Linked DNA regions of Homo sapiens: region 2 is linked to region 1. The links are chromatin loops, found by intact Hi-C in ENCODE. Cell type or tissue: adrenal gland. All regions are shown on one strand. Links, peaks and the distances in the headings refer to the core of each region. The heading gives the core; the rest is flanking DNA. Region 1 overlaps LOC105370777 (a long non-coding RNA gene). Region 2 overlaps THBS1 (thrombospondin 1).

Region 1 (17,531 bases), core at 8,212-10,711:
TAATCAATGGTAAAGCATAAGTATGCAGCCTTGGTGTAGAGAGTGGCACTTGCTACTCATTCTTATGTTTTCAGAGTCATCGTACTTGTCTTTATGTTTGAGCTTGTAGATGTGCTGCCATGAGGAATTAACGTTAGATTCTTGAGCACTTTCTTTCACCTATTTCTCAGTGTAGCTGCAACGCTCTGTTTACTGTGCTAGGTATGTCCTAGAAAGTCAAATGATTCAGTCAAACCAGCACCATCAGAGTCAGTGTGATCTTCCTAAGACACATCTGATCATAAAGCCCCAAACCTACAAATAAAGGGGAGGGGGCCTGCTGGCTAGCCTGGCATAGATCCCATAATCAGGGCCTTATTGACCTCTTTCATTGCATCTCCTTCACTTCCTCATTTGCCACAGGTTTCAGATACATGGATGTGTCTGCAAGATGCTAGATGCCTCCTGGAACACATTTGCCTGGTGGCAGGAGCCAAGTCCTGGCAGAAGTCAGGAAGCAGGTCTAACGGGCATCAGCGGAGAAACTAGGAATGCTAACCATTGTCTCTTTCTCTTTCAGAGCTGTCTCTCTTCATTTCCAAAATTAAAAGATTTTTACTTCCCCCCACCTCATTTATACATTTCGCTGGTCATTGTAGGCCTTCTCATGATATAAAAAACAATGACCATTACCTCATTGGTAAATAGGTAGATCAAAGTCTTTATGTATAGCTACGTATCTAATTTTTTTCCTTAATTATCTCAATACCAAAATCAAGACAAGTTGTGGGTTGGGTAGGCACAGGAGGATGGGAGTGGGCTTGCCTTCCAGGCAGCCTGACAAGCCTTGCCGAGGTCAGGTTGCTTTGCCATCAGAGTCCATCTTCTGACTTCAGGCATGTCAGGTCTTTGGCAGTCTCTCCTCTCTGGCTTCCCCTCAGTTAATCCCCTCCTGGCCAAGCTTGTCAGGTGGGCCCTATTTGGGTCCAAAGAAGCACTAAATAAATGTCGATTGAGGCAGCTTATCCTAATGATGGCAATTATGACAGTGATGTTTTTCTTTTAAGCCATAAAAGCACTAGATGTTACAGATGGAAGGGATTTTCAATAATTTTTTGGAGGAAGAAACTGAGCCCCTGAGAGGCAAAGTATATAGTTTGATTGCAAGTTCTCCCTAGTAGGAGAGGCCAGGAATCAACCAAAAGAGCAAGAAAAGAAGCCACTACAGTAATGAGCTTCGGCTGCCTGCACCTCTTCCAGCCACAAAGGAAAAAAAAATGAGAAAGCTGCCTCTATTCTACTTCTTTTCAAAGCTGCCCAACTGTTAATATTTTAGTAAGTAAGAAGCAGTGTCTAAATTCTCATTCAAGTTCTCCCATCCATTGAGTTAATAATCTAAATTATAAGAATATTTATTTTTCACAGGATTAAGTAAACTTTTACTTAATGTAAAAACATGGCTCATAAACATTTGTATTCTTCCCAAACTAATCCATATGCCAACATGCTTATCTTTCTTCCCTGGGGTAGGAAACCAGGAGACTTTATGAAAATATATGAATACAGGCACATGGGTATGTTTTTTCCATGTGGTAGCTCAAATATGGTTCTTCCACCTCAATCTCAAGCTCTCCAGACTGCAGACATCTTATCTACACATCAAACTAGCATTTATTTTACCAAGGGCATTGCTTCCCCTTTTCTATCCCTTATTTCAACAGACAGGAGAAGAATATCCAGATAAAGGTCTCCAGGCAAACACACTAGAGAACCTGTAAAAGACTCTGAGGATGTTTGACGCCTTGAGTCTCTACACTGATGCCATCATCTTACTTCCTAATCTCTGATCTTTTCCAGGACTCGGCTCCCTATGCCCAGTAAATATAAATTTTCAGAACTGTGATCACAGCCCTGGCTAAATAGTGCCCCTGGTCAAACCTTCGTAGGCAAAATGTTTTCTCCAGCTTTCTGCTAGTTCTTAGAAGCCAGTGTGAAGGAAAAGGGATGTCATGAAGCATCACTCTCCAAGCTGATCATCTATTCCATTGCCTTGAGAATTATGTAGAATAAAATCACTGTCTCCCTAAATGATAAAAGTCTAAGACTTTGTCCCAAAGTTGGGTGTTCTCTGAGGAATTGCTGGAGACACTATTGCCCCCTGTGGCTAGGTAAGCTTTCCAGACACAATCCAAGGGAAGGAAATGCCTTTGGTGAAGGAGGAGAGACTCCTACGTGGCATGGGGACCAGCAGCTGAGAGTGGTTGTATGGGTAATTCACACCAAAAGCACTCCAAATGCTACTTTCATCTAAATGGACTATAAGGGTTGTCATCAGGCCAGGGAGATGTAGATATTTCAAATCTGAATTTCACAGTATTAGCATTACATCAAGCCAAAAAGATTAAGAAAGTAAATGACTGTAATTTGTCTAAAGCAGAATGTTTGCTAAAACCAGGCAGGTCTCTAAAAAAAAAAAAAAAGAGACAGCAGTTGAAATTATTTTGTAAATGTTAATTGTATAATTTACATTAAACTCTTTCCTATGTATTATAGCCTTTGAGATATGCTATTTAGTCTTAAGAGAACTGGTTACCTCATTTGGAATGACTCAATACAAAGATCTTAAATATTTAACCCTGATCTTGGTATAAATGTAAAACAGCTGGTTTCTTTTTAAGAAATTTTGACTTTTATTAAGCAAAACAATTCTGAGAGTGCATTTTCTGACAAATTCATATGATTAACCTCAACATTCTGTTTACAATATATAATCACACAGGAAAAAATGCATAAAAGCAGGATAACTTACTTAATTCACAAATTCTTTGTTATTTCCCATAGAGTGTTATTTCCCAGAGTTTCACATCTGGAAAAGCTCATGCAATTAAACAGTATGTCCAAGAACAGATCATCTGAAGGAATTCCAAATATATGCTTTTTTTTTTTGGCATTGCATTGCTGGTTTTATCTAATGGAGAGCATTTGAACACAATAAGTCAAGGGAAAAATTTTTAAAAAGACTCTGTGTTATAGTGTCCTAGGACATGAAGGGACACCCTAAGTCTGCTGGGGGTTGTCCTGTGCCTCAAGGTAAGACTGTACCAAAACAATTCCAGAGAATTCACTGTCTTAAATATTTAGGAAAGGAGCTCTATGCTGCCATTGATCCTGTGTCCTCATTATTTATTTGCAGCCATGAAGGCTTCCTTTGTTCATAATCTATATCCTTCCTCTTAAGCCCATTTTTTTTCCTCTCTCTCTCTCTGAGAACAAGGCCACCAGACAAAGTCACAGCCCCAGCAGGCTCCTGCTGCTCTCCAAATTCTTACAACTGCACAATGGTCACTGCAGAGAAAACTCAACTCATTGCTGTGTGGGAGGTCAGAATTAAAATGGCAATAGTTGAGAAGGGAGGAGAAGAGTAAAAATAAAGAAGAAAATAGGCGTTCTTCAGCCACAGAAAACATTTTATGACAATGCTACAGCACAAAATTAGCTAACACATTGCAAGACTTGATTACATGACATTGGAGGAATTATTCCATTTGGCATTTTACTCCCAGCCTTTTCAAGAGAGCTGTATTAAAATCTGGCAGAGGGGAGGGGAGGGGCTGTGTCTGCTTTGCAGCAGGGATTAGAATGATGTATGACAGGAGTTTATGATGCTGCCTCTCAGGTTTTTCTGACCTCCCTATCTAAATAGGTTCCTGCCTTCCCCCACCATTGATATTAACCATCATAGCATTATGCTTATTTTCTGCTTAGCATTTATTACAATCTGTAATTAATTTTTTAAAAATCGGTTTGTTGTCCCATCTTCACACCAAAATATTGTTCCAGGAAGGCAATAACCCTACTTGTTAATCATTTTTATACCTGTATCACAGGCAGCACCTACATAAATAGGATAAAAGAATAAGTGTGTAAACAAATGCTATCCCCAGAACCCAGACCTCCTTGACTCCATTGCCTTAGAAGACTTTATTTCCTGCCCACCCATCCCTCTGTAGCAGGAGCCTCATGAATCATATTTGTCTGCATTGCCTTTATTAATGGATAACTATGGACAGAGTTCTCCTTGCAGTTCTCCTCTGTGTGAGCATAGCCAGCCAACACCCTACAGTTAAAGCTTGCAGTTGTTTGGTGTTTAACTTTGAGCACATCGATGGACTCAAGTTTCTATTTGCAAAGTCAGACCACAGAAATTAAGTTAATTGAGACATGATGGCAAAAGAATTTCCCTTTGGGGATGAGTTTATAAGCTTCTCCAGTCTTTTGGGATGATTGGCACATCTTTTCTGCCTAATCCTTTCCCCGTACAAAAATGAAGGAAAAATGATCTGCTATGGAAGAAAGAAACAAAGGACTGTGCAGACATTTGATTATCTTTTAAAGTGAGAGATGAACTAAAAACCATGTAATGGCCTCTTTAAGTGAATGGTAGAGAGGAAAAAAAGCTAAAGTTGAAACTAGCAAATCTTTTCTTCAGAAAAGCAAGCTGAAACTTTGGTTGAGTAAATAAAACCTGCTATAGCTTATATTAGAAAAGCACATAGGGAGAGTAACCAAAATAAAATTTGCATCTAAGAGTTATCCATTAGTTAGAGGTTTGTATTTATCATTTTCAGGCTTTGAGTTATATGGTGCTTGTGTATTTTCAAATCTTTATTTGCAAATTGCAGTGCATATGGTGTAGTGGGGAGAACAGTGGGCCTAGCACATAGAGGGGCCCCAAAAAATCTCAGGTAAAAGAATAAAAGTCAAGTAACAAGAAGATTGTCCAAGTATCACTTATGTATAACCTTGGAAAAATGATGTAACCTCTCAGAGCCTCAAAATCCCATTTTGTAAGATGCTGTCTGCCCAACTCAAGAGGGTTATATAAAACCCAAATGACATAATGCATATTAAAAATATATATATTATAAAGCCAAATTAAATGTGAAGTATAATAGTAATATTTTGTAACAGAATTATGAAACTCACTAAGTTCTTATTTAATAAATATCTATTATATATACTATATGTGATTTTTTGTTTTCCTGACTTTTGATATTCTGCAGTTTAAAAAGATGGATACACTTCACTGTAAAATTTTAAATGGAAAAAATGTTTTAAAAAATTGAAATTCCTTTACCTGATCCCCATTCCAAATACATTCTCAGAGACAAATCCAGTTGACAGTTTGATATATAATCTTACTGATCTCTTATAGCAGGTATGCCATATAAGTTGTATATATTATTTTTACAAAAATGCAATTACACTATACATATTGCTCTGCATTTCTCAGTAAACAATATCTGATAGATACCCTTTGATCTCAGCACATATAGATCTGCCTCATTGTTTTTAATGGCTTCATAATATTTCATAATGCCATTATTTCTCAATAATTCACAGCAGATGACTAACAGCAAAATTGATTGCATCATTTTAAATAGGTTAATGGTGTGGCTAAAGAATCATTACTTTTTCAACAGAAATGCCATTTTCATGATTGGCATTTCTAAATCCTTCAGCGTCAGAGAAGATTCTAGAACTTCTCATTTGTGGCTAGTTTCAGGGTAGAACAGCTCTTCTTCCTTGTGTCTCACCTGAATATCTGCTGTTCAGATATTGTAAGACTGTTTACAAAATATGATTTGGCAGAGTTTCCTGGATAATGTTTTGGGCAGAACAATCAGTCCTGGTTCCACCTGTTATGATGTTAGGAAAAAGTCATTAAACTTCTCAGTATTGTGCCTTTTTCTTCTTACACAACAGTGTTCCAGAGCTGCTCTTAACCCCTTCATGGGATTAGTGTGAGACTCAAGGAAGTCATGGAGGTGAAAGCCACTGGGCACCTAGAGAGATGCTACAAGGATCCAAGAGGCCATCTTGATTCCACAGTTAAGAATGCCTTGGGAGCTATTTGTCCCCATCCTCTCTCTGTGAGCGCACATTTAATCGCTTTGGAAACCCTATAAGACAGGCATTGGTATCTCCAGGTTTTGTAGATGAGAAAGTGAAGCTTCGGGAAATTAAGAAGACTACCTAAAACCCTATTCGTCTTAAATGGCAGTGGAGGGCTTTAATCCCGAATCTACCAGCTCCACATTCTGTGTTTATTCAACTAAGGAAACCAAGTCTCCAATGGTCACAGAATCAAGGTGGCTTTCATCTGGCAGTGGTTTCAGGTGAAGTTCCTGGAATCTTACTCTTGGCTGATGGCAGTGCTTCCTGTCCATGGCTTACATCGAGCCCAGAGTATATTTCTCAGTGTGAAATGTGTTCAGGGTCTTCAGGAGGAATAAGCTGGGTACTTACAAGTTTTTATCACATTATGGCCATTCTCATTCACATTAGAGTTAGGGTGGCCCAGCATATGAATTTGAGGGGTTCTGTGGAGCTTTCGTTTCTCAAGTGGGCTTTGCCAAGCACAATGAAGAGGGCAATGTCCTATTGCCAAAGTGTACCCTTCTGGGGCTACATAAGCCTGATGAAAAGTCATGAAGCAATGTGTGGAGCTGCATGGTGGAATGAGAGGCAGTGTTTTGCATTAATTGAGAAGAAGCTATTTCTTTAACTCCCCTCCAAAAACACCTGTCATTGAAGACATTTTCTAGGTTTCACAAGGCAAAGAGATTCCCTAGACATTTTCTAGGTTTCACAAGGCAAAGAGATTCCCGAGAGACAATCTGGTTGTTTGAGTGCCCACCACAGGCCTGTTAACAAGGGAAATAAAGGGTCTTCCTTGCCAGGCATGCTGATGCTGTGAGCTTCTTAACTGAGTCCAGTTGTTCTGTAAAATTCTGAGAAGGGTTGTGAAAAGGGTGATTACTCAGGTCTCACTTCCCTGAGGTGAGGAGGACACATACTGACAATAGCCCAAGAGGATTCTAGCACAAAAAATCCAAAAAGGGCAAGCAATGACCCTGGTTATTCCTGCTGATGACGCCTCACACAGAGGACTCACTCTGAGTAACAGCAATAAAATTGACAATAGAATTTTACTGTCACAATGTGAGAGTTGCCTTTATAGATCATTTTATTATTTGTTCATTTTCAGAAAAAATAGATTGGGCCAACTTCTGAAAACAATATTACTATTTTTCCTAGATGCACTCCAAATTTAGGGTTGCCAGGCTGTCAACTGACCTGCAGCCTTTGACACAGTGAGCATGGAGCAGTGGGACCCAGATTAGTGATGCCTGCTTGTGGCTGTCAGGGCCTGTCATCGTGGGTGGTTAGGCTTCCAAGCCTCCCAGGCAATCCGTGAGACATGGACTTACCTCAAACCACCCACGCTTGTCTGGCTCCTGCAGGTTGGCATGCTTTGACAGCCACTGGGTGCCTGGGCCACCAGGAAGTCCTGCTGCTGCTCTGCCACTGGCACTGCCTCTCCCCATCCTCATCTACATCCATAGAGATGGAAGTGATTTGCATGGGAATCCCACCCTGTTCATCCTCTAAATTCATGTGCATTCTCAGGAGCTAAACAAGCAAAGGACTGTGTTCTCACCTGTATCATTTGTTCATGTAACAAAGATGTTTAGAAGACTGTTGATTATCACCCCCTCCAGTCATCATTCTCACACTAATCCTAGCAGTTGGTGATCTGGAGAACGTTCTCAATCTTCTTGAGTTTTACATTTCCATCCTCGAAAGAGGAAAGTGCCTCACAATGTTGTTCTGAGGTTTATGTAATTCTCTGAAAGTGTTTATAAAGTTTAACAACATAAGTTGTTTTTTAGTGGTACTAACAACCAACTAGTATTGGATTTGCCCCATCCATCCAATATTGTATTTACACAAAGTAGAGATTTTACCAAAGAGAGTTATGCAAATCTCTGCTCTATTTGCTGTATCTTTGGGGAGATCTGGCTTTCAAAATATCAAAACAGGAGAATATTGCTTCCAACCACTGATTCCTCTGGCAGACTTTTCACCTAGAGGGAACGATCTGTCCAGATCAGTTTAAGCTGACTTGGAGCTTTTTCTCACCTTCTCTTAGATTCCATCTCTGTGAGAAAGAACCATTGATGGGCCAAGCTGTGTGTGCTCAGTTGAGAATGTTGATTCCCAATACTTACACTTCACCCCCATGAAACTCAACCCTCGGGGATATTCTCCCAATGTATCAGCGAACAATTCTGGATGGAATAAGTCAGCATGTTTTGGTCCTCTTTCTTTTAAACCTACCTTAATGATCTGAACCCTTTTTATGAGCTATCTACTTAACAGTCATGATAGTAGGTTAAAAATAATCTTAATGAAAAAGAAGATATTTTATTGTCACAATGTAAAATTTGCCTTTGTAAATCTTTATCTATTCATTTTCAGAAAGAATAGATTGGACCAATTTCTAAAGCCAAAAGTATTATTTTTCCTAGATGCATCCCAAATTTAATTGATGTAAATTGATATCCAACAATTTTATATGTTTAGCAACTTGGACAATTTTACAGAATGTCATTTAAAAGTGGAATTCTCTAGAAAAGCTCCAGTGGAAATGGCATGGTGTTTTATTATTTGATGACGCTATTTTTGTATATGATCCTATTCCCCGTTGTGCTTTGGATTCTGGTTGAGATTTCAGCGTTGATTTATCAACTTTCTGGTACCCTCTGCTCGACATGTTCTGTTTGCTCCTCTGGATCCACTGCCTCCCCTTCCCCGTTCTTCCTCTGCTCCTGGAGACAGATGGGTCTGTGTAAATAATATCAATGGCTCGCACTCCCTTTGGCTTCCAGTTCTCTTTGGGCAAATGGGAAGATGCAGCAGGAGATGAGAAAGAGGAAAGAGAGTGAATTCAGAGAATGTGTTTCCCCAGTCCTTCCCCGTGAGGTCACCTCCGGCTAGTTGTGCGTCTCAACAGAGACCTGTGGTCCTCTCAAGGCAGTGTGCTCTACAGGACTCTCTCTTCAGGGTTCCAGACCCCACCCTCCTCAGGCCTAGAAGTAATATCTCTTAAAGGTCTCCTACAATCCCACTTTTGTAAATAGTCTTCAAAATAAATGTTTCTTACATTACCCTATTTTGAATGAACCATCCATTCTAAGATTTTGATTGAAACAGACTCTCTCTCTAGTTCACATCTTTGTATTTTTTCTTTTATTCTGACTTAATCTTTCTCTTATAAATTCTCTCTTTTTCTTTTTTTTTTATTGTATTTTTTTTTTTTGTAGAGGTGGTGTCTTGCTCTGTTGCCCAGACTGGTCTCAAACCCCTGGCCTCAAGTGGTCCTCCTGCCTCAGTCTCCCAGAGCACTAGAATTATAGGCATGAGCCACTGTGTCTAGCCCCTTTTTATTTTTGAAATAACCTTATAAATATTTTGTTTTAGTCTTGCTTTTAGGGGAGGTGAGATATAAACAAGAAATAAAAAGAAATAAAATTTTATTTATTATTTGGGACTTAAGACACTTCGAATCTTTTGAAAGACAAGGTAGAGATGAGCACCTCAATTTAAAGATATTCAAGGACATCATCATTACCACCATCAACAAAAACCATGTAGTATTCTTTTAATATAATCTAAGCTCTGGAATAAGCAATTCATATCCACCATGGAGGCCTCAAAGTGATGTCATGAAGTAGGTGCTACTATTTCTCCATTTTACAGATGAAGACAGTGAGGCTTGGAGGGGTGAAGTAATTTATCCAAGGTCATACAATTAGCAGTAAGCCAGGAATTTAACAGAATTAAGTCAAACCTTTGTAGTACTGAGTTAGAAATAATCAGCTTTCTCTACTTTTCTTAGTATGAATTACAGCACTCTTGAAAACTAATCAGTAAAATAGATAGACATTCTAGAACAAACTGTCAAATCATTATCACTACTATAAGTTTAAACTCTTCTTACCAATCTTGATTATTTTCCTTTTTAAACCATCCTGAACCTTAATTAGAATTATAGCTCTTCCTGGTCTTTTATGCTTAGCCTTTTGACAACCCTTCCATCTGAGTGTCTCCAAGGGTCCTATCTCTAAGCTGTCTACTTTCATTCCTTTTTAGCTCCATTATTGGTGATCTATTTCCTCTGTTAGGCTCTTCAACCCTTTCAACTGACCATCTTCGGCAACTTTTTAAGACAGGTATTTTTCTGTTTCCTACCATCAGCAGCAACTAGAGGCAAAAAGAAACTTGCTTCTGAGAACATAGATGCTGATCAATCAGAAGCCAAAACAATTATTTAGCTTTATTCTTATTCCCCTTTTCATCAGCGTTCTCTCTTATGCTAATTTGAAATAGAGACTTTGACTTAATAGGAGGCCCATGGCAGCTGACCTATTGGAGGAATACCCTAACCAAGACTTCAGATCAAAACGCACTTCATGGTGGAATACAGTCAACCAAAGTTCTCACAAGGTTTTTGAACACCAATTTAAATGGCTTTCATTATAACCTTTTTAGGATGATGGATGTAACACTGAAATTTTGTCTTCTAACCATACAATTTCACCAGCAATATTCAAGAAGATTTTCCAGACATCTGTTTCTATTTTTCTCTTTATTTTTCTCAGATTCCCTCTAAGCTCATTGGCTGACCTTGACATCACAGCCAAGCCCTAAATGAAAGCATTTTATCACTCTCCATTTTTTTCCAAAGAAGGTCTTGAGATTTTATTTTCCAAGCAATAACAGATTCCATTCCTGAGACTTCTTATCATATCTTTAGCCACATCATAAATAACTCGAATTTTATATTGACAAAGAAAGTTCTATTGTACTTTTTTTTTTTAAGAAACATGGTTAACAAGCTGAATAGGACCCCTCATTACTTTATATAACATGGTCGGTATAACTTCTTTCTGAACTATGATGACAAGCAGAAAATGGGGCATATTTGTATTTAAAGTATAAATTAGTCAAAATTTGAGCTGAAATTATAGCAAAGGAATTGTCAAGTTTGAAATGCAGTCTGATGCCCTTGAAAATAATGAGAATATAATTAGAAAATAGTACATAAAATTCACGGGTCTCAGAAGATCAGCTACAGAAGGATCACGTCATCCTAGGCAGAGTGTCTCAAATGTGTCTTTCAAATTGTTGCCCCTGAAGAAGTTCAGTGATGTATCCAAGGTCACATACATGGATTTCTGCCTAAGTGAACCTTCTTCCTGTTTTCCTGGGCACCGTGTCTGAGAACTGACTGTCTGACTCATTCTTTTCTAAGCCCTAGAGGGACAAGGTTATGCAATTCTCCACAGGTATTTTGGCAGCTTCTTAGGATATTTGACTCAGGCCTCATCTCCACTCTTCTCTTAGGAGAGAATACGCACATTCTATAAGGGACATTAGACCACCAGAGAAGATGGTTACTCCCACAGCAGGATAACAGCCTTGTGGGATTAGAAGGCCACCATTCTATGATCCAGCTTCAGATGAAATTTATTGAGCACCTACTATGCATCAAGCACTGTGCAAGGTGCTCCAACAGAGACTATCTTTCTTGGCCCAGGAGGTTGACATACCTAACCTGATTCCACCACCAATTAGCACTGAGACCTTGGACCAAACTTTGAGTCTGTTTTCTTTCTATAAATCTGAAGAAAAGTTACCTGGCCTTCTTATCTCCTAGAACTGTTGTGTGGGTCAAATGAACTAATAAGTGGCAAAACACTTTCTTAAAATGTTATTGAAATATAATGTACATACAGAAAACCACATAAGTGTATAGGTGGATACATTTCACAAGCTAAACACACCAGTGTAATCAGTGCACAGTTCAAGACATGGAATGAACATTACCCCATGAGTCCCCATCTAGGAACAGCCCCTCAAAGGGTAACCACCATTCTGACTTCTAACAGGCTAGCTGTTTTGCCTGTTTTTCTACTGTACATAAATGGAGTCATATGCTATAAGCTTTTTGGTACATGGCATTTTTTGTTCGGAATTATGCTTGTGAATTTCATCCATGTTGCTGTGTACTTTTGTAAGTTCTTTGTTCTCATTGCTATGTAGATTCCATTGTACGAAGAGACATTTTATTTCCCACTCCATTGTTGATGGACACTTGGATAGTTTCTAGCTTTGGTCTGTTCACAATTATAAACATTCTAGGACACGCCTTTTGGTGAACATATGTATTCATTTCTATTGGGCATATCCTGGAAGTGGAATTCCTGGCTCCTAGGCTTCATGTATATTCAGCTTTGGGAGATGTTGCCAAATGACTTTCCAAATGGTTGCTCCAATTGACATGGCCAATAATAGAACCTGAGAAATACCAACATTAGGTATTTTTAGGATTTTTTTTTCATTTTAGGTAAGTAAATTATTTCTTAATATAATTAGATTACCACCATTTTGAATGACTCATCTCAGGGCTCATCATATTAACACAAATAAATATTTCATATATTTGTACTGTGTGTCTGAGGACATTTTATTATTCAATTGTGGTATATGCAGCATCTGGATCTACGAAAGTTAACCACAATTAGGGCCACTGGAATATAACATCCATATTTATGCTATTCTATAGAAATCGGACATCCCAAGCTTGGCTGAATTAAAATATGCATTAAAATATATATTTCTCAACTAGTCTTATGTCCTAGCAATGATTATTTTAAAAGTGTAATTTAACTAAATTAACTAGCAAGTCTGGTATCTCAAGGTAAAGACTTTTGGCTTGAAGAGCTTCTCTAGAAGGTAAGCTTTCAGTTCGGAGGAGCCTCAGAGACCCTTCAGCCTACTCTCTCATCCTATAGGTGAGTAAATTGGGGTCCCCCAAAAGAAAGGACTTACTCGTGACACCGGAGCTACTTAGTATCAGAGCCAAGACCAGAACCCAAATCCCCAGAGCCTCCCTTGACTTTTTATATCGTCCCTGCCTCAAACTGGCCAAGGTTTCTTAAATAGTTAAGGAATAGATGCTGCTACACAGTAAGTGACCACAGAGGAAACCTCATATGGACAGGACAGCGGAGAGAAAGGCCTAGGTGAATTCAGTGAAGACAGAGCAGCTATCGCAGTTGACTGTTCAGAGAGGCACTGGGGGAGAGCGGTGGTAGAATATTCTGTTGGTCCTTCCCCAGGCTGCCAGTGAGTGCAGACCGGAGACTAGACAGAAAGGTCTCAAAGAGCAGTCCTGGCCAGTCACAACCCTCCCCAGCCACACATTCCTTCTGAAAACTTCCTCTGAGGTCTTCTCCTTCCCACCACAGAGTTCTACCATTTGCCCAGATTACTCTTCCCACAACCTTCTCTCATGATGCTCCTGCCTTCACCCTGCTAATTCCTGCACATCCTTCAGATCTCAGTGTCTTCTCACTCCAGAGCATACATAATCATCACATCATTCCTCCCCATGCTTGGCACTTGTTAAGTCCTCAGTAAATAATGAGGAATGAATGAATGAATGAACATGCTATCCAGTGCAGTCCTTGTATAGTAATAGAGGCAGAAGTCCTTGCCCTGGTCAACTTACCATAGTTTCTTGTTCTTTGTCAGGGCACAGGAACAAAGGAGGGGGTTGTTGATATTGTTTCTTAAATAACTTAAAAACCATCCCCAAGTATTGATTCTAACCTACAAGCAGAGTTGAGAACCACTGCTTGGGGTAATTGTTATCATTTCTGGTTGTATGTGAGAATATTTATTATTTTTTTAAATAACCTTTATACAATCAAAAGGAAATTTTTGAGACTTTCAATTTTTAAGTAATTTGAGACTTATGTAACAGTTGCAAACAAAGATATATTTTTAATAAGAAGAATAAATGAGAATGGACCTCAAATTTTTAATTTTCTCAAAGCCTAGAGTGGTTTTGTTTCTCTGCTCTTCCCAACGTACTCCTGCCTACTACCACTACCCTCACCAGCAAAGACAAATTAAAAGGAGTGGGGGAGACAAAATGAAGCAAAACAAAACAAAAACCTTCCATTATAGTGTGGTAGAATGGCCAGAGAAGAAAGGAGACAGTACCAAGCTAAGAGGGAAAATATAAAAACAAGAGGATTAGATGACATCAATGCAGTGGTTTTGCTCAGAAGACAAGGAATGTTGGAATGTAGATAGCAAATTCCTGTCCTGAGGGACAAGTTTCAATTCTGTAACTGTTAGACATGAAAATACAATAGGGCTTAATCTTACCAAATATAGATCCACCCTGGCCAAGTACAGGTATGTACCTTTGTGTAGTCATTTATTTGCCCTTCCCCTGCCCACTGCTTTCCATTAGCACATAGTGAAAATCTTGCCCTGGAAAGAAAGGAGACTAAAGCAAAAAGTGAGTTAACACATTGGATTCTTCTGACATAGCTTAGACAGTTCCTCCATCATCAATCCCCTTAAGTCATATTCAGTGAGTGTTCTGCTGGCTGGAAGGAGTTAAGACATTTTCCTATTAATATCAGGTGGCAAATGATAGGCCAAGAACATCTGATAGTTTTTGCTACTCTGTAAAGTTGAGGTTTAGCATCCAAAAGTAGTTACTTTCCTTTCAATAGAGAGGGAGGAAGAGCAGAGTGAATAAAACAGGAGCTGGAGTCTTGCCCATGTAGTTCTATGAACCTGGACAAGTTGTTTCACCCCTCTGTGGCTCAGTGTACTCATCTACAAATAAGGGTTACAATAGTACCTACTTCAAGAGTTGCTAACGGGACTTAATGAGTTAATTAATACATGTCAAAAGCTTGGAATTGTGCCTGGCACATAACAAGGGCTCAAGATATGTTAGCTGTGATCATCATAGTTATACGCTTGGTTTAGCTATAAATTCTTATTTTGAAACTGCATTCGTTTCAGTGTAAGTGAAATATCAGGAAACAATTTGAGCATAATGTAAATGCCAAGTTTACTCTCTGCAATTTTATCTGCAAAAAGTATTAGATGAACCCAGGAAACTGCACTCAGCTGAATTGAGCTATGTGGGATCCACAAAATCCACACATTCACAAACCTGAGACGCCTACCAGCTAGTGTAGTTCACCATGTGTGTGATGGGCCACACCCATCCACAACCATCGTTATAACTTTTGATCGATTTCAGATAATCTCCTCACCATTTTGCAATAATTTATCAACCGCAACCCTTCAGATACCCACTTCCACAAACAAATTTCTATCTTTTTTTCTATGAGTGTTCATTGTCAACCTTCAGGGTTTGAGACACACTGTCAGGAAGAAGTCCTGGAAAGCGAGCACAGTAAACAGGAAAGACAGAACTTCTGTTGGTCCTCATTTCAAGATGGTGCCTGCATGTTTCAAAGGTCACCAAGCAGAACGCCAACCCACTGAAAATATTGCATAATGCATAAGGGCAGAACAGAAAATTAGGACCTAAGTGTTCAGTACCAAATATATTAGACTTTTTCTTTCCTTAAAGTATATTCAGACTGAGATTCCTAGAATTAAAACAGCTTTTAACCACAGAAGAGTTATTGTAACCTTAAATTTCTGGATAAAATTCAGAGTGAAATATGTGCAAAACAAAATTGAGATCATTCCTGAATAACCAAGTTAAGCCTTTTGAGGCACTGAAAGCAAAACCCTCTCTGTGTGTCTTTATCTCTCCCCCTCCCTTTCATACACACTCTTCAAACCAATACAAAAAAATTACTTAAAGAAAATATAGGCATGTAAATATATAAAATAAACTCTAAGTAAATCTAGAGTGTAGGAAATTTTGAGAGTACAAAAATAAGGAATGCACAAAATTTAAGCAAATTTCTACCCCCATTGCCCCTCCAAATGTAGTTTTACAATCTGCCTGCAAATGTTTATCAGTAAGAAGAGAATGCCTAATGGATCAGAAACCTGATAAAAACATATTCAAGTAGAAAAAATGTTTTCCTCTAACTAAATAGTACTGTATCCTAGGGATCAAACAAACAAACATAAAGATAGTACACAGCAGAGGCTAAATGCCGCCGCCCTGTTTGTTAGTTGATGACTTCCTGATCTCAGTTAAGAAAAGTCAGCTTGTGCTGCTATGGATCTTCTTAGAAGGTAGAAAGAAACTTAACCCCATGCAAAGCCCCATGAAATTCATTTGCAATTACCTAAAGCTCCCAATACCCTGAAGTCTTATAAGGAACACTACTTCATTTTCAATTTACAAACAAAATTATGCATTAAATTCCTGCCATCTGCCACATACTGTGCTTAAATGCCATGCTCACCATTACTGCCTGAGAACCACGGTGGTGGGAGCAGGAGGCAGCTCTGCTCTCCTGAATTCAGAGCTTGGACTTAGCCTTCATCAGAGCTGCTAGCACCACTGGAGAGCAGCGTTTTCATGAGCTCTGGGAACATCCAGGGCATGTTTAGAGAAGTGATCAAGACTCCTTCTTGGGGGGTACCCAGGAAGGTAGTCTCTGCCCTGAACTTGGCTCTTTTCTCAGAGCAGACTATGTGACATTTAATTTCTTCACTGAAAAGAAAGATGTGCTGTTTATAGGGCCAATATAACCACAGGAAATAGCAGAAATCCTGAATTTAGAAATGGTAAAATTCCTGAGAGTTGAAGGCTTATTGAAGACTGTGAAAGATCATCTCTGGAAACAGTAGATAGGAAGCCATGAATAAAGCCAGTATCAACCATTGTTATGGGGATGAAGCTACAGGACAGGTCTCACTGGCCTCAACTTAGACTTAGCTCCAGAGTCAGCTAATATCTTTCCCAGGAAGAGAAACTTGGACAAGATTCAGCATAAACATTATCCTGGACCTTGCTGGGCATTCTTCTCTTAACAGAGTTCATCTGAGCCTTCAAAGCATTCATATTGCTGGAAAGTTGCCATTGTAGCCTCCTGTAAGCCTTCTCATAATGAACCAGACAGCCATATGGAAGAGAGTGGATCATCAAGTTGGAGTGACAAGCACGGACTTCATCATCAAAGATCCACCTAGGCCTTTGCTCAGTGCTCTATCAAAATGTAGGATTTGGATACCAAAGTGCACCAAATGGCAAGGACTGGGGGTTCTGAATAATAGGTCTTGGTCTAGACAAGCCCAATGGAGCAGGCGTGGCCTCTACCATAAGCTCTCAACTTGGCTCAGACTTATAGACCTAACTTCACCCTGACATCTTCATCTTCCTTCTCCACCCTCTTCTTAACTCCAAACACAATGATAGCCTTCTCCTCTCCAACACTTAATGGTTTTTCTCATTTTAGTGCTAAAGGTCTTTGGACAGTTTCTGTCAAGTACTAGCCCTGCTTGTCTGCAGATCCAGAGAGCCTTAATTGACAGATTCAACTGTGCCTATTCCTGAACCAATTCTGATCAAGAAAGTGGTCCCACCAGTCAGTGCTGACAGGAATTAGTCTTTTGCTGTCAACTAATGGTTTCCAATTAGGGCAACTTTTTCCACCCAGAGATATTTGTCAATGTCTGGAGACATCTATGGTTGTCACAGCTGAGGGAATATTAATTAATAGCACCTAGTGGGTAAAGGTGAGGAATGTCATTAAATACCCTACAATGCAGAGGGTAACCCCCCACCAACAGAGTACTGTCCAGCCCCAGCTGTTCACAGCGCTGAGTTTGAGGAGCCCTACTCTACCTAGTCCCAGGGATGAGGCATGGGAACCCATGCACAAACTGAGTCAAGC
Region 2 (6,515 bases), core at 1,262-3,761, 400 kb after region 1:
ATGTAAGCATCTTAGCCTCTCAGGGACGTGGAGAACTGACCTGTCCTTGTTGTCGTCACCAAGGGCAGCTCCACAGCATGTATATTAAGAACACGGGTTCTAGGATCTCTGGATCCCAATCCCACTGCTTAGCTGTGCACCCTTGAACACAACTTACCCTCTCTGAGGCTCTTTCCTCATTTGCAACTTGGAGATAATAATAGTTCTTGATAAGTTTATCTTGAGCATTTTATTTAGATACTGCATGTAAAGCAGTTAGCACTGAGTTTTGGTTTATGGTAAGCACCCTGTAAATGTTAGGATATTAACAGCAACCCATAAAAACAGCGAACTTATCCGTTCTCTGGTAGAAAACATTCCATGTTGACATTTGGGCATGTGGCCAGGAGCCAATTTCTACCGTACACTGGGTTTAGTTGCCATTGACCATTTCCTGGAAATACTTCTGCGTGCTCCTGATGGGAGCCTCTATTTGGCTGTCTCTAAGCCAAAACCATTTGTGACCATCAACTCTGTACTTTAGTTAAACAGGATGGTGGCTGGAGCCACTGGTCCCCGTGGTCATCTTGTTCTGTGACATGTGGTGATGGTGTGATCACAAGGATCCGGCTCTGCAACTCTCCCAGCCCCCAGATGAACGGGAAACCCTGTGAAGGCGAAGCGCGGGAGACCAAAGCCTGCAAGAAAGACGCCTGCCCCAGTAAGTGTGAGGTCCGCTGCAAGGGTGAGCATGGGCAGCAGCTCTGCCCAGCTGGTTGCCTGGCATCTGCAGCCTGCAGTTCAGTGGGTCATAGAGCAGGAAGGTTACCTACTAGAGAAACAAACAGAAGCAAAGTCCTGCAGGCTCAGCAACTTCTTTTAATGAAAAACAAACTCACCCTCTTCCCCAGCATTCTTTCCATGTGTCAGAGAAGCAGAGGTTTCTTGAACGGGCTTAGGAGAGTCTATGACAAGGGAGGGATTTGAAAGTTGATCTTAATTGTTGCCTGTGGTTCATCTTCTTACAGTCAATGGAGGCTGGGGTCCTTGGTCACCATGGGACATCTGTTCTGTCACCTGTGGAGGAGGGGTACAGAAACGTAGTCGTCTCTGCAACAACCCCACACCCCAGTTTGGAGGCAAGGACTGCGTTGGTGATGTAACAGAAAACCAGATCTGCAACAAGCAGGACTGTCCAATTGGTGAGCCACGCAGCCCAGGATGAAACGACCCAGGAGCTTTGCTCTTTTACTGAATGCTGCAGTCAGCATTCGAGGAGATTCCAGCTTGGTTAGTCCTGAGCGATTTGATTGCTCTAAGATGCAGGTGGACAACATAATCCCAACAAGTTATCGGTTCCCTATACCCTATAATATCTTACACTGTGTTAAGTGCCCAGCATGGCAGTATGGCAGCTTAGACCAACCATTTACTGTGACTGTCTCTCTCTCCTTGTCTCAGATGGATGCCTGTCCAATCCCTGCTTTGCCGGCGTGAAGTGTACTAGCTACCCTGATGGCAGCTGGAAATGTGGTGCTTGTCCCCCTGGTTACAGTGGAAATGGCATCCAGTGCACAGATGTTGATGAGGTGAGGAACTGATGGGGCTCCGAGTTTCTGGATCTAGGAAAGCAGCTAACCTGTGCAGTCGCTTCCTTATGGCAGTGACTTCTAAACATGATGCACGCTCTTATTTCCTCCATAGTGCAAAGAAGTGCCTGATGCCTGCTTCAACCACAATGGAGAGCACCGGTGTGAGAACACGGACCCCGGCTACAACTGCCTGCCCTGCCCCCCACGCTTCACCGGCTCACAGCCCTTCGGCCAGGGTGTCGAACATGCCACGGCCAACAAACAGGTACAGTCAACTAGACGAGTAAACCAGAGGACAGGAGAGCTGTCCTTGACCAAAATAACTGGGAGCGGGAGGAATGTAATTTCATACCCTTCACCAAAAAAAAAAGGGCGAGGAGATGAATGTACGGTCTAGTTTTAGAAACGTGATTAGAAAATCCATGGTAAATCCTGCAGGGGAAAAACAGTCTTCCATATTTAAAAATGCTGCTCTGGAATAAGTTGTGAGCAGATGGACTTGTAAACGCCTAGGTGCTGAGCAAATTCAAGAAAAATAAACATAAAGCAAAGTTTGCTTATAGCCTCAGGGAGAATGGGGAGGGACAGAGGTAACCCACACTCTTCCAAATGGAGCCTCTGTCTACTCAGAGATGACAGGGATCTGGATTCTTGTTTCCATGATATCTGAGGATTCTCAAAAGCTCTGTGTAACAGCAGCATGGTGTACCCTCAGGTGTGCAAGCCCCGTAACCCCTGCACGGATGGGACCCACGACTGCAACAAGAACGCCAAGTGCAACTACCTGGGCCACTATAGCGACCCCATGTACCGCTGCGAGTGCAAGCCTGGCTACGCTGGCAATGGCATCATCTGCGGGGAGGACACAGACCTGGATGGCTGGCCCAATGAGAACCTGGTGTGCGTGGCCAATGCGACTTACCACTGCAAAAAGGTAGAGCCAGGTCCTTTGTGTGCCTCCAGAAAGAGGGCCCATCACCTTATCAAAACACAGGCTAAGGAATTTTAAATACTTAAAGTTTGGACATGAAACTGAAAGATTAAATCTCCCAAAGGGAGAGGGGCACTAATTCCTATTAAAATTAAATCACTTGGTGCCAAAAACATGAACAGGGCTAGCTCTTTTTGGGCAACTGTGTTCCATAGTCAACTCTTCTGTCCAAAAAAAAGTTCAGTACTCTATCCAAATACCAGCAAAGCATGACTTGTGTTCACAACATCTATAAAGCCTAGAGCATTTACACAAATTCTGTATGTATATCCCCCAAGAAAAGTTTTATTTTCTTGTCTTCCCATAAAAAAAATATGCTGTTACTGAGCCAAATTCTGTTCTTTTTCTATTTGGAATTCCAGGTACACTCCCTCGTGCATGAGCTCAGCATGAGGAAGGCAACTGAAGCAGTGATATATATCTTCTCTTTCCTAGGATAATTGCCCCAACCTTCCCAACTCAGGGCAGGAAGACTATGACAAGGATGGAATTGGTGATGCCTGTGATGATGACGATGACAATGATAAAATTCCAGATGACAGGGTAAAAACAGTTTTCTATCCCTTTTTCATCTTTTCAGTTCAGCAACAGCCTGAAACACTTTGGGATTCAAGGAAATTACATGGCTATAGCAAAAAATATACCAAATCAATACACAGGATAATTAGAAATTATTCATTGTGTTCCAGTAGTTTAAGGATGTAGATGTTGCCAAGAGAATTTTTAAATGAGGGTTTTGTTTTTCATCAGAACTGTTTTTCTCTGTACTTGAGAAATTATAATGCATAAACAAATGCCACTTTGTTCCCTAGATTCATTTCAAATGTCACATCGAAATTACAGTAAAATTGACTTTGGGCACACTATGAACTGAGATGATGGGATTATATTCTACATCTCACTAACTTCTAACCCACAGGGATCCATTTTTTTAACTATGTCCTTTTAACTTTTGTAGTGATCGTTTTACACTGAGTGATCAATTAGCCTATCCACTAGGTAGAAAGTATTGCTGATTTTCACAGTTTTAGACATATTATGCACATGGTTTGAGGCTTGAGCTGTTTTCAAGGACAACATTGTTAAGTGCTCCATTTCTTCTCTTTGCAGGACAACTGTCCATTCCATTACAACCCAGCTCAGTATGACTATGACAGAGATGATGTGGGAGACCGCTGTGACAACTGTCCCTACAACCACAACCCAGATCAGGCAGACACAGACAACAATGGGGAAGGAGACGCCTGTGCTGCAGACATTGATGGAGACGGTAAGGTGCTGCCTGATCAGAGGGCCCGCGGGAGACAGGGACATGCACAGCTTTCCAAACGTACTTCTGTCTAGTCCTGGCTATTAGTATGCACTTTGGTGGAAACATCCAAGGCTGGAGAGCCCAGCTCTTATTTGTCCCTTGTTCTCTTCAGGTATCCTCAATGAACGGGACAACTGCCAGTACGTCTACAATGTGGACCAGAGAGACACTGATATGGATGGGGTTGGAGATCAGTGTGACAATTGCCCCTTGGAACACAATCCGGATCAGGTAGGTGGATGGACTCCTTTCAGAGTCTTTCAGTAAACTGTTGGAATATCCCTTTCATGGCCTTTGAAAAATGAGCTTAACAAAGTTCAAACACTTTCATTACTGTGGCTCCCTGGCTTCTCATAGCCAACTGGAATACGTTCATGTAAATAATTTGCCTGATGTGAGCTCCTTGCACAGAGTCTCACAGATCTTTAGCATGAAGATCTGGTAACTTCAGTCTTACCTTCTGTAAGAAGGGCTACTGGACTTGCTCAGCATCGTCTACCATTGTTAAGACAAATTATACAAAGCAGACATCTGTGACTGACAACTGTACAATAATATTAATCATATGTAATACTAAGAGATGGAAAAATAAATGTGCATAAGCAAAATAACCATTTTCATGGCTAATGATGTAATCTAGCTATAAGAAAATCATCAAACTAAGGATACATCCAAAACCAAAGTAATTTATCCCTGTCATAAACATTACCCAGACAGTATACAACACAGGGACCAGTGGTCTGTTTCCATCTTTTCAGGACTTTTCAGAGAAGTCGACGTGTCAACAGTTTTACAACTGAAACCTTCTAAGGAAATTCTCTGTTATAAAGTATCCAGAAAATTTCATTTAACATTAAGATGTAAACAGTTAACATTTCATTTCATCTTTAGTAATTAAATATCACTCTATTTGACCTTATTTAGAAAGTTTTATATGTAAAACATTTTTAAATTATCCCTTCTCAGATTTTTATACGAAAACAAAGATAAAGGAAAAAAACTTTTAAAATGTAATTGCTACTATTGCTATCTTTCTGCAGGAGTGTGTAAATAGACATGACACCCCACTGGCTGTATCAAACAATGGAGAATTTTCCCTGTGGTGGGGGCATAAGTTATCTTTAACATGAATGGTTTATACTGCAATTTACCCTCCATTTACATCTCTCTTTCAGCTGGACTCTGACTCAGACCGCATTGGAGATACCTGTGACAACAATCAGGATATTGATGAAGATGGCCACCAGAACAATCTGGACAACTGTCCCTATGTGCCCAATGCCAACCAGGCTGACCATGACAAAGATGGCAAGGGAGATGCCTGTGACCACGATGATGACAACGATGGCATTCCTGATGACAAGGACAACTGCAGACTCGTGCCCAATCCCGACCAGAAGGACTCTGACGGTGAGTCATGGGAGCCACTTTCTAAGACAGGGACTGCTGGCACAGCTGTGTAGATTGAAGAAATGAAACCAAGGCTCAAAGCATTTGACAGGATGAAGGGACCAAATGCCAACTTAGACAAGATAGTGACATTTCTGACACCAGTAATAATAATAGCACTTTAGAATTTTGCTGAACTCTTGCTTTTTTGACCTCAGGCGATGGTCGAGGTGATGCCTGCAAAGATGATTTTGACCATGACAGTGTGCCAGACATCGATGACATCTGTCCTGAGAATGTTGACATCAGTGAGACCGATTTCCGCCGATTCCAGATGATTCCTCTGGACCCCAAAGGGACATCCCAAAATGACCCTAACTGGGTTGTACGCCATCAGGGTAAAGAACTCGTCCAGACTGTCAACTGTGATCCTGGACTCGCTGTAGGTGAGTAGCGAGTTCTTAGATCCTAAGAGACTGATGCATACATGGGGAAAAACAAATATAAAACCTGGCAGTTGTACCTATCCCTGTGGGTGCTGAGGATGTCTAGGAACATGATGGAGAACCTTCTGAAGGCTGCAGGTTTTAACCTGGCTCTGGGCTCTTCTTCCAGGTTATGATGAGTTTAATGCTGTGGACTTCAGTGGCACCTTCTTCATCAACACCGAAAGGGACGATGACTATGCTGGATTTGTCTTTGGCTACCAGTCCAGCAGCCGCTTTTATGTTGTGATGTGGAAGCAAGTCACCCAGTCCTACTGGGACACCAACCCCACGAGGGCTCAGGGATACTCGGGCCTTTCTGTGAAAGTTGTAAACTCCACCACAGGGCCTGGCGAGCACCTGCGGAACGCCCTGTGGCACACAGGAAACACCCCTGGCCAGGTAAGAAGCAAAGCCCTGGAACAGAGAGAGAGCTTATGGGTGCCTGACTAGCACTGGGGATGCTGTGCTTTGACCAAGACTCTGACCAGGGAGTCTTAGAAAGTTCCCAGCATCACCAGCTGCAGCATTGAACTCTGCTTTGTAAAAACATAATAGTGTTGAAAAGGGAGCTTGACCAAGAATTGCCCTGCAAATCCTAAGGTGCCTTCAGCCTTTTCAAACAAAAAAACCTCCTTCCCTCCTCTCTGTCTGCTTTATATGTGTGCTCAGTGGCACACAACAAATATGAGAGGACTTGGAAAAATTCCCCATTGCAGCCCTCTAACTTAGATCAGCTCAGTACCTTTCAAGCATTGTTTCTGATG

The links. Peaks named below come from ENCODE experiments on the same cell type or tissue, not always from the same donor. Only the 100,000 strongest peaks of a DNase experiment are listed, where the experiment ranks them.
Region 2: a loop joins it to region 1, with 4 times the contacts of the local background. A loop is called at or near these places in 84 of 110 quality-filtered maps.

The regions. Positions count from the first base shown.
Region 1 is chr15:39,177,981-39,195,511 of GRCh38, forward strand. The region is part of intron 1 of LOC105370777 (a long non-coding RNA gene); the gene reads right to left. It overlaps LOC105370780 (a long non-coding RNA gene), which reads left to right. Exons shown (of 3, transcript XR_007064591.1): 3 at 1,837-2,049. Among named protein-coding and RNA genes, the nearest start is that of LINC02915, 64 kb to the right of the region's middle. In adrenal gland, for the core only: no CTCF peak of the experiment used is centred there; no DNase peak of the experiment used is centred there.
Region 2 is chr15:39,587,519-39,594,033 of GRCh38, forward strand. It overlaps THBS1 (thrombospondin 1), which reads left to right. Exons shown (of 22, transcript NM_003246.4): 8 at 1-2; 9 at 524-700; 10 at 1,008-1,181; 11 at 1,441-1,568; 12 at 1,684-1,836; 13 at 2,287-2,505; 14 at 2,998-3,105; 15 at 3,673-3,832; 16 at 3,987-4,105; 17 at 5,050-5,284; 18 at 5,482-5,709; 19 at 5,879-6,150. Among named protein-coding and RNA genes, the nearest start is that of THBS1-IT1, 4.6 kb to the left of the region's middle. RefSeq lists an enhancer at 5,881-6,515. In adrenal gland, for the core only: no CTCF peak of the experiment used is centred there; a DNase peak (open chromatin) is centred at 2,407.